Regions from separate parts of the Homo sapiens genome. Here all the other regions are linked to region 2. A link is a contact called in ENCODE Hi-C or POLR2A ChIA-PET data. All regions are on one chromosome and are shown on one strand. Each heading gives the region's core, a stretch centred on a gene start or an enhancer-like site at or near the end of the contact. The rest is flanking DNA. Distances are from core to core; before and after follow the strand shown.

Region 1 (3,414 bases), core at 587-3,086, 160 kb before region 2:
CTAGAATATCTTTGTCTTCTTTAGGCATATTTGTTTTCTGTTTCAATATTTGAAATCTTAGAGGACCTGTTTCTGCTTTATCTAATTTCTGAATATCTCATGCATGATGACATGTTTCCTTTTGTACTTAATGGTTTTTTTTTTTTTTCAATTGAAAAATGCTAAAGCTACTGGTGGATATACTTTGAAGTCTGGGCTGAAAGCGCATTCTCCTCCGGAGATAATCTGCATTTTCTTATGCCAAGTGTGTAGAGATACTTCATGTTTGCAAGTGTTTTGGACCGCTCATGTGGGCTACCAATCCATTTGAGGGCTGGCTAGTGGTTAAAACTTCTCAGAGGCAATTTGTTTTCCCCCTTCATCTGATTAGCTTGATAATGAATGTCCACTCAGTCTCCAATGGCAGGATGAAAAGGAGATATTCCTTCTGATTGCACTGAGGATGTTGCTCCCGGACTTTTTTTATGGGGAGATTGTCTCTTTTTAGGCTTCCTGCCTGTATGAGCCTGAGGCTTAGTCAGCCATTGCCCAGGCCCAGGAGGCAACACAGTTCAAAGCTGAATGTCATCAACTTTAGCAAATGACCTCAAGATAAAAGTGGCATCAATGTTTAAATAACTTTTATTTAGACTTTATTCTAATGAATTATTACTATTTTGTCAGCAATTTCATGCATTTAAGATTTTATGTGTTTTATATACATATATGAATTGTCCATATATTATTCATATATATACATGTATATAAAAGATACACACACACACACACACACACACAGTGGCGTGCTAGAGCTGGCTTATGCTGGATCCTGAGATTGAATTGTTAACATTTCTATCCAAATGTGCATTCAGTGATGTCATCTTTGAACCTTAAAATCAGCTATAGAGAGAGAATTTACACCATAATATTCAACAGCAACAACAACAAATTAAGGCTTTTTTGTTTCTAGAAATCTGATTAAGCGTTTGACCCAAACAGCAATACACATATACAGTCCCATGTTTTCACTTGCATTCTTCAGGAGGATTAGTCTGGCTACCTAATAAATGAAACTCTTTTCTCTCTCTTCTCTCTATTGCAGATTTTGCTTTCCCTAGGGATTCATTGTTTATACTCAAGACACATGCCGATTTGCTTTCGCTTTTTTTTGTTCTTCATACAACCGTGAATAAATGTTCCAAATAATTTAACTTCAGATCAAGACTATCCTTTTGGTGCTCCAATAATTTAACTATAGACCTCAGAAATACCCTGCAAAGTTGTTATTGTTATTTCTCTATTTTATAGATGAAGAAACTGAAGCCCAGAAAGATTATGTAACTTGATGAAGTTTACATACCTAGAAAGGGCTAGAACTGAGCTCCAAATGCAGATCTATCTAATTCTAAAGCCATGCTGCCTCAACTGACTGTATCTTTTCAATTAGTCAAATGGAGTGGTCTCCCAAAATTATTTCCTTCCTTAGTCATCCTTTCCTCCTTTGTAGTCTTTATAATAGCTACCATTTCTTTCCTTCAGTTATAAAAGGATCAGTTCTCAAAATATGTTCATGCAAAATAAAAGGGAAGTGGGGAACTGAACCTTCTTTTTCTGGTGATAAAATATTTCTGGATACTAAGTTATAAAGTAGCTTGATAATTGTTGTGAAATCAGGAATACATTCATTGATCTTTGTCTCTGTTTCTGGCACCAGGTTCCTAAAACTCATGGAATTTCCTAAGTGGTAAGAGAGTCTTTTGTTATTCATAAGGAGTCTCTTTCAATCACACCTAAGTTTATGCTAATGAGGTGACTTAGGGCGGGAATCCTAGGTAGCATCAAGGTGGTGCTAGCCACTAGAAAGACCAAACCATTAGAGAGAAGTGAAACTGCTCCTATAAACTTTACAGAATTAATCAGGGAAGAAGGGAGGGAGAGAAAGAAAACAAACCAAGCTTGCAGCACACTAAGCATTAATCACTAGGCCAGCTGGCTCACTGACCTGCTTCCTCATGGTTGTTTGGTGACTGTTTCATCAGAATCATGTAGACCCTGTCACAGGATCATAGTTCCCCTTGACTGCTCTATTATAACAACCTGAACATTGTGAAACTTTAAGTTTTGCCTTTGCAATATTTTTTCAATCCTGCATACCAGTGAAACTACTGATGCCCGCTGGTCTGAAGAATTCCCCAAGAAGCTGACTCACGAAAAAACGCATTTTCTACATCCAGATGATTTCATCCCCCTTACCTAACTAATCAACAACTCCAATTTTCTAGCCCCTCACCCACCATGGTCCTCTTAAAAGTCCTGGCCCAGAACTCCTCAGGGGGACAGATTTCAGGGTCTCCTCCCATCTCCTCACTCAGCACCATGCAATTATTAAATCCTTTCTCTGCTGCAAAGCCTGCTATCTCAGTGTAATTGGTCTGTTACTGCAGGGGTCATACAAACCTATGGATCCTATAACAATAGGAATTTTCAGACCTACACCTGACCTCCAGGGAAAGGAGGGGCTGAAGATTGAGTGCTATAAAAGCTCTTAAACAAGAAGGTTAGGAGAGCTTCCAGGTTGGTGAACATACTAAGGTGCCCAGAAAGGTCATGAAATCTCTGTACCACTTCTCCTGTCATATTTTGCCTTCTGCCTCACTTTCATTTGGCTGTTCTTGAGTTATATCCTTTATAATAAGCCAGAAAATGTGGATAAAGTATTTTTTCTAGGTTCTGTGACCCATTCTAATAATTATCAAACATGAGGAGAAGGTCATTGGAACCGCCAATTTATAGTCAGTCAATAAGAAGTGCAGGTGGTTCAAGACTTGCAGCTGGCATCTCTAGTAGGGTGGTCTTGTAAGACTGAGCTGCTTCAATTTGTGGGATCTGGAGCTAGCTCTAGGTAGATAGTAACAGAATTGAATTGAATTATTAGACACCCAGTTGATGTTTAAAATATTAGAAGACTAGTTGTTGGTGTCAACAAGCGTCCTAGAATTTTGAATGCTGTATTCTTTTTTTTTCCTTTATCTTTCTTTTTTTTTTTTTTTTTTCTGAGATGGGGTTTCACTCAGTTACCAAAGCTGGAGTGCAGAGGCATGATCATAGCTCACTATTACCTCAAACTCCAGGGCTCAAGGGATCCTCCCACCTCAGCCTCCCAAGTAGACACTACCATGTCTGACTAATTTTTTTTTTTTTTGAAGCAGAGTCTCACTCTGTCGCCCAGGCTGGAGTGCACTGGTGTGATCTCCACTCACTGCAACCTCCGCCTCTCAGGTTCAAGCGATTCTCCTGCCTCAGCCTCCCGAGTAGCTGGGATTACAGGTGCGTGCCACCATGCCTGGCTAATTTTTGTATTTTTAGTAGAGACAGGGTTTCACCATGTTGGTCAGGCTGATCTCAATCTCCTGACCTCGTGATCCACCCACCTTG
Region 2 (3,185 bases), core at 309-2,808:
AATTTGTAAAAATTTGGGTGCTTTGAAGAGTTCTATAGCAAAGTGTTTGGACAAGATGCTCTTTAAGGGTCTATCCAATTTAAAAGTAATATTATTTATGGCCGGGCACGGTGGCTCACGCCTGTAATCCCAACACTTTGGGAGGCTGAGGAGGGCAGATCACCTGAGGTCAGGAGTTCGAGACCAACCTGACCAACATGGAGAAACCCTGTCTCTACTAAAAATACAAAGTTAGCTGGGCGTGGTGGCGCGTGCCTGTAATCCCAGCTACTCGGGAGGCTGAGGCAGGAGAATCGCTTGAACCAGGGAGGCCGAGGTTGCAGTGAGCCGAGATTGCGCCATTGCACTTCAGCCTGGGCAACAAGAGCGAGACTGGGTCTCAAAAAAAAAAATTCTAAAAATTATACACAATATCATTTAGTATATGAAATTCCAATTAGCAAAGGATAAGAGCTTTGCCTGAAGGAGACACAGAAAAACCCAGAGTGAGTATTGAGAGTAACTGGAGGGACACAGGGAGTATTTGTCATTTTTCAGAATTAGAAGTGCATTTGTCCTTGTGTGTGTTGGGGGTGGAGGTGAAGGGTGCAGGAGAAGGATGGGTACTGGCAAAGTCGCTACTCACTGAGCAAATTTTCAAGCGGGTGCCTTTCCCAATTTTGTTGAGCCTCTGATAAAAACACGTTGAAGTAAAATGTCCACTATAGTATCAAGTAAAAATTGAGACCGTAAGATATAGCAAAGGGAGTCAATTTGCATAGCCCATTTTAATGCTTCTACTTTCTCTAACCAATCTGAAGACTCAGTTGTTCCCACTCCCATCTCCACTTTCCCTTTCATGCCTCCAAATGTTAAACTCCAACTATTGTAGCATTTTAACACATGGCTCCATTTGTGTCTATTTCCACCTAGCGTATTGTGAATATTTTCTACAGGCGCACACTAATCACCAACTGAAGTGAGAATCACATTTTCCTCCACTTGGCTTGGTACTACAGGTCTTGAAGCAAAAGCCTGTATTTCAGTCTGAGGAGTTCTACTTGCTTGAGAAAGTACTGTTGTTACCAAGTGGTCTCGTTCAGTGGGGTAAAGATTTTTGTTTTAGAGGCTGGAGCCGGTCTGCAAATAAAAGATGGCTTAGGAGAAAAGCTATCCAATGTTTTTTCCTTGGCCCGCATAGGTTGACGGTAGCCAAGCTGGTACTTGGCTTGGAGTGAAAAGTGGAGGCTGCCTGGGGGCGTCCTGCAGTCAGGGCAGAGAGAGTGTGGAGAGCTGTTGGGAGGTGTCCCACCCACGCCCCCACAAGGAGGGGAAACCAGGTCGCCGCGGTCTGCAGCAGAACGCCAGGTTCCAGAGGACGGCAGGCGGAGGGCGGAGGGAGAAAGGCGCGCGAAGGCGCGGAGGAGGCGTCGGCTGCGGCGCCCACTCCCCCTAGTCCCAGCGCCCTGCCGCTCGCCTCCCGCTGCCGGGCGCCGGCGCGCTCGGCTCTTTCCGCCGCCGCCGCTGCCGCGCGGTGGCCCGTGCGCCTCGGCACCTTCGGCAATTTCCGTCGGGCCCCAGCCGCCATTTTCTCGCCGCTTGTGTGGCTCGCTGGCTGCGTGGCTCGGTTCTTGTGAGCGAAGCTTTGTCCGGTTCGGCAATGGACGGGTATGTAATCGGGCCGGCGAGAAGGTGTGTGTGAGAGAGGAGTTGGACCGTCCTTCGGCCCGGTCCCGGGCCGGGGAGAAACCCTCCCGCGGCCCCTCCCAGGGCTGGGCTGCCGTTACCCAACCCCCGCCCCATCGCACACACCCCTCCCTTTGCTTCCCCCGGCGGGCTTTGGTCGAGAAAATGAGAAGAAAGCGGGCTTGGAGGCTGGGGAGGCATAGGGGCGATGGCGGGGGTGAGGATCCCGGAGTGGGAGCGGGCACCGGCTTGGCGGCGGGGGATGGGGTGGGAACCCCATAACGTCTCCCCGGTCTGTCCCTGCCCCCTCTAGGAGCCATTTCGATCCGTACCTTGGGACCCGACCCTTGGGTTAGCGGTGCCTGTGAGAGCGAGTGGGATGGGCAGAGACAGGCCTTTGGATTGGGGGAGCCTCTAGGGGAAGAGGAGAGAGGCACCCCATGTGGACCCCAGCCATGAGCAACCTCTCCGGCCTCGCCCGGCCCTCCGTGGTCGGGAGAGATGCCGGTGGCGGGAGCTCCGGGGAAAGCCTAGTGGGAGCCGCTGGGGAAGGGGGGAGGGCGTGCGGCGGCGGGAGGAAGGGGGAGGGCAGATGTCATACTCCTTTGTTTTCATTTGAGTCTGGTAGTGGGGGCGGGAGGGAGGAAAAAATGCCTTTTTGTGGGGACTGAAAACATTCAAGGCTTGGCAAAAGGGCCCAGAAATTAAATCATCTAAAAAACGAAGTGTTTGAAGCCGACATCAGTCACATGGGCAAAGGCCAACAGCAATGGCAGAAACAAGAGCAGATAGTCAACAAAGGGCTATCTCTTTAGCTACTTTGGTCAGTTTCTGGAAAAACGACTATAAAAACCCAGAACCATGCTGCATCTTTGCGAACCTGAGTCAAGACGGAATGCTGAGTGAGGTGAGAGGCAAGACTGTGAAATGGTAGGGACCGATGTCTCGCTCATATGCTTCACACCTGAAAAGACTCAGTAATTTAACTCAATGTTAGAAAGGGGGCACGCTTAAGGTCAAAAATACAGCAGTATGCAGCTCTTTTGGGAGTGTAAACATAGTATCATTTAACAAGTACATTTATTAAAATCAGTGAGTATTTGAAGAATCAACAATTTGGTTAAGCGCCTAGAGTTTGGTGTGTTTTAAAAGGTACTAAAAACAAGATTTTATAAAAGTTAACACAGTCTCACAGAATTCAAATCATCCTAGATGTTACCTAAAGATTATTTTCCAGATGAAACAAATCCAGAGAAGTTCAGTATTCCCCCCAGATCAACACGGAAATTGATGTCAAAACTTGCACTAGAATTCATGTTTCCTGATTCCTGGTTCCTGTGGAGACTACTAAAGAGTTTAAGCGTTAAATTATTAATCTCAGTATACTGGCATTGTAGAAATGGCATAGTGTTTTGGGTTTTGTTCTTTTTGGCTATTGAATGTGTTGTTAAAAAATACCACAAGTTGTCTCACATTTGAAAGTTACTTTTAGAAAACCAGGTTGGTAACAGTACAGGTAA
Region 3 (3,038 bases), core at 37-2,536, 200 kb before region 2:
AATCCTCTTTGACTTACTAATTGGTTGGTAATTTTGAAATTTTCTAATCTGAATGTTTAACTCCAAATAGTTTTCATCCTGTCATATGTTACAGTATTAACAGTTATAGAAAAAGAACAGGAATTATTAGAAACATTAAAACTATTCAAATCTAGGAAATGTGGATCTTAGGATTTGTGTCAGGAAACCAACAACCTTAGGATGTGCCCCACAGTTGGCTTTCCTGAACCGTGATCCCAGAATGCAAGAAGTCAACCCAATACAAATCCATGCTTTCTGACAATGGCAGAAAATTTTTTGGCCATTGTCCATTGACTGACTCACAAGCTGTGACAATGTCCCACCATTACACTCCACCGACTCCCCCGCAAGGCTGTCACCTGTCTTTACCTGCAGCAGCTGCATATATGCACACATTTAATAACACTTAGTGGGGGCATGTTCTGTTCTAGAAACGGTGCCTGCTCCAAAGATACGGTGGTGAACAAAATAAAAATGCTCCCTGTCTCTATGGAACTCAGAGTCTAGCAGAAGACAAAGACACAATGTGAAATACACATTTCAATAAGTGCTATGAAAGATAGGTTGTACAGTGATATGAAAGGGAATAACAAAGGGATGCAAAAGAGTTATGAAAGGCCTCTCTGAGGAAGTCATGTTTAAGCTGAAAGGTGAAGGTTGCCTATAAGAAGGTCAGGCAAAAGACAGGGTGTGTGAGTGGGGAAACATTCTAGGCAGAGGTAACAGCATATGCAAGACCCCATGGAAGATTAGAAAAAGGAAACAGCACCAAGATATGACCTATTTTCCTTAGATGACTGAGGGAATTCAAATTCAATGAATACCTTCTTTATCTTAAAAGCTAAAGCCTTTACATTTATTATAAATAGGGATTTCTATAAATCCTGTCAACTCCCACTTATCCTGTATTCTCAATCCTGTATTTATTCACCAACATCTTTGAGCTGTTTTCTCTGGCCTTATCCTTATTCTTTCTAAGGTATATCTATCTTTTTTAGCAACCCCGATAATTAGATAGGATAATCTGTTGAGATATTAATTTGTGATTTGTATTTCTGATTTGTGCTATAGAAGACTTGAAGGATTAGAAGGGACTTTCCTCCTACTTCCTTCACTGGAAAGACAACCAGGCCTTTATCTTCTAAGATCTTTTTTCTATTTTCAAGCAATTAACAGTTTATTTTTGTATCAGAACATCCTGTCCCATCCCTCAAGATCTGTTGCGCAAAATGTAGGCCCATCGGGAGGAAGAAAGTTGAGGAGAGGGGTGATTTGCCTTGCTGGCAACTTATTGACATGTCTTTGCCATGCTCCTACTCAGGAAATTAGATCCCATGACCTATAAAATTCAGTCAAAACTGCAGCTAAACTCACACCCTCTGCTATATTGGACCTGAAGTCTCTGCAGCCATTCTCCTCTATTGCCACATTCATCCCCCGTACCAAGTCGTACCCCATCAATTCTGCCTGTCCCATAATTCATCTCAAGCTTATTTTCTTCTATGCTGTTTCCCTTTCCCACTTTTTAATTTCACCCTTATTTTAATCTCTCATTTTCCTGTTGTTTCATAGTGAAACCACTTTGCAAAATTATAACTGAGGAAACTATGACAGTGAAAGACATCAGACCTAACTGATTCCATCTTGCTTCTAACGTTTAAGCTGTCCTTGTTCTTTCCTGGGCATAGGCCAAACTAACTTTGGGAAGGAATTCAGTTCATGGTTTGACTCTGAAACAAATTGGAACCAGCCCTTTCCTGAAAAACCCCGTTTCTTCCTTGGAGACCAGTCTGCCTTTGCAGGACTAACAACTTAGCTACAACATTAGAAATCACAGTTTAGGGGTCATGCAGTCTCTGGTTCCAAGAGTTTGAACCTCCCGAAATTGCTCCTGGGGATAATATCGGTATTGTGAAACCTAAGATCAGTGCTTAAGACCCTGCACTGGATGGATCAGCTGACACCACCCAGAGTGGTAATCTGGCTCAACCAGTTCTGCCATCCCTCCCAAGAACAGAAAACAGCAAAAAACAAACAAACAAACAAACAAACAAAAAAAACTCACTTCGACTCCCACTGCCCCCCATGATTCCATCTCCAACCTGACCAATCAGCACTCCCCACTTCCCAAGCCCCTACCTGCCAAATTATCTTTAAAAACACTTATCATCAAATGGCTCAGGGAGAATGATTTGAGTAATAATAAAACTCTGGTCTCCCGCACAGCTGGCTCTTCCTGATTTACTCTTTCTCCATTGCAATTCCCCTGTCTTGATAAATCGGCTCTGTCTAGGCTGCGGGCAAGGTGAACCCATTGGGCGGTTACAATGGTACTTATTGCCTATACCATGCATGTAGTTATTAATTACATCCTCTTGTGTATAAAACAATTAGAGAACAATGTATGCACTTTTTCTCCTTAACTAATTTGTAGAATGCTTAATTACAGAGATGAATTCTTACACTCCCTTGAATCTCTTCCAATTCCTAGTGCAAAGCTGAATCTGTGGCAAGCGCTCAAAAATAAAGAATTTAAATCAAATAAAATCATTTGGCATCCAGTCTATGTGCAATGCCATGCTGGATGCTATGAAGATTTGTAAAGGACATATCAGCCTGCCCAACTCCTTCTCCTCTCTCCAGCCTCAGTTTACATAGACTAGTTTTCTCTTGGTAGCTTCCCAACTCTAAGCACAGATTAGATGTTCCTCCTACATGTCACTAAAGTAACCTGTACTCCCCATAATACATCACTTTACATAGTGAGACACTTCATGCAAAAGCTCATTTATTCATCTTTTCCTCCAGGCTAATCTCCACGAGAATGTAGGGCCACATTTGACTTATTCATCATTTACACCAGTGCCTGGCTGTCCCATGGTAGACACTCAGGAAATATTTGTTGAATAAATAAATGAAAAATTTACTGACCTCAAGGCATAAATGATCTAGTTATTGAAACAGAAGAAATGTTTAAATACTTATGTGATGCATATGTATACTAATTATATATGTTC

Evidence for each region. A loop is a pair of places that touch in the nucleus more often than their neighbours do. ChIA-PET counts read pairs that join two places held with the same protein, here RNA polymerase II (POLR2A). Pooled maps may share reads with other maps.
Region 1: a loop to region 2 is called in a map of mammary epithelial cell, with 2.1 times the contacts of the local background. The contact joins the enhancer-like site here to the promoter of PTBP2 in region 2. A Hi-C loop is called at or near these places in 4 of 168 maps with a recorded cell type or tissue (IMR-90, MCF 10A, dorsolateral prefrontal cortex and 1 more) and 2 of 50 pooled maps. POLR2A ChIA-PET finds 5 or more read pairs at or near these places in 3 of 52 experiments (AG04450, GM12878 and WTC11).
Region 3: a map with no recorded cell type shows a loop between it and region 2 (3-fold over the local background). The contact joins the enhancer-like site here to the promoter of PTBP2 in region 2. A Hi-C loop is called at or near these places in 9 of 168 maps with a recorded cell type or tissue (IMR-90, Right ventricle myocardium inferior, ascending aorta and 4 more), 8 of 37 single-sample maps with no recorded cell type and 18 of 50 pooled maps. POLR2A ChIA-PET finds 5 or more read pairs at or near these places in 6 of 52 experiments (H1, HEK293, IMR-90 and 3 more).

The regions. Positions count from the first base shown.
Region 1 is chr1:96,558,320-96,561,733 of GRCh38, forward strand. No RefSeq gene overlaps it. Among named protein-coding and RNA genes, the nearest start is that of PTBP2, 160 kb to the right of the region's middle. Within about 2 kb of position 1,837, at least 6 of the 41 ENCODE cell types and tissues checked have a DNase peak (open chromatin) inside an H3K27ac peak, as active enhancers do; they include mammary epithelial cell, where a contact is called at or near this core.
Region 2 is chr1:96,720,226-96,723,410 of GRCh38, forward strand. PTBP2 (polypyrimidine tract binding protein 2) reads left to right here and starts at 1,559. Exons shown (of 14, transcript NM_021190.4): 1 at 1,559-1,647. The coding sequence starts at 1,640. RefSeq lists silencers at 1,325-1,524, 1,755-2,034.
Region 3 is chr1:96,524,570-96,527,607 of GRCh38, forward strand. No RefSeq gene overlaps it. Among named protein-coding and RNA genes, the nearest start is that of LINC01787, 150 kb to the left of the region's middle. Within about 2 kb of position 1,287, at least 2 of the 41 ENCODE cell types and tissues checked have a DNase peak (open chromatin) inside an H3K27ac peak, as active enhancers do.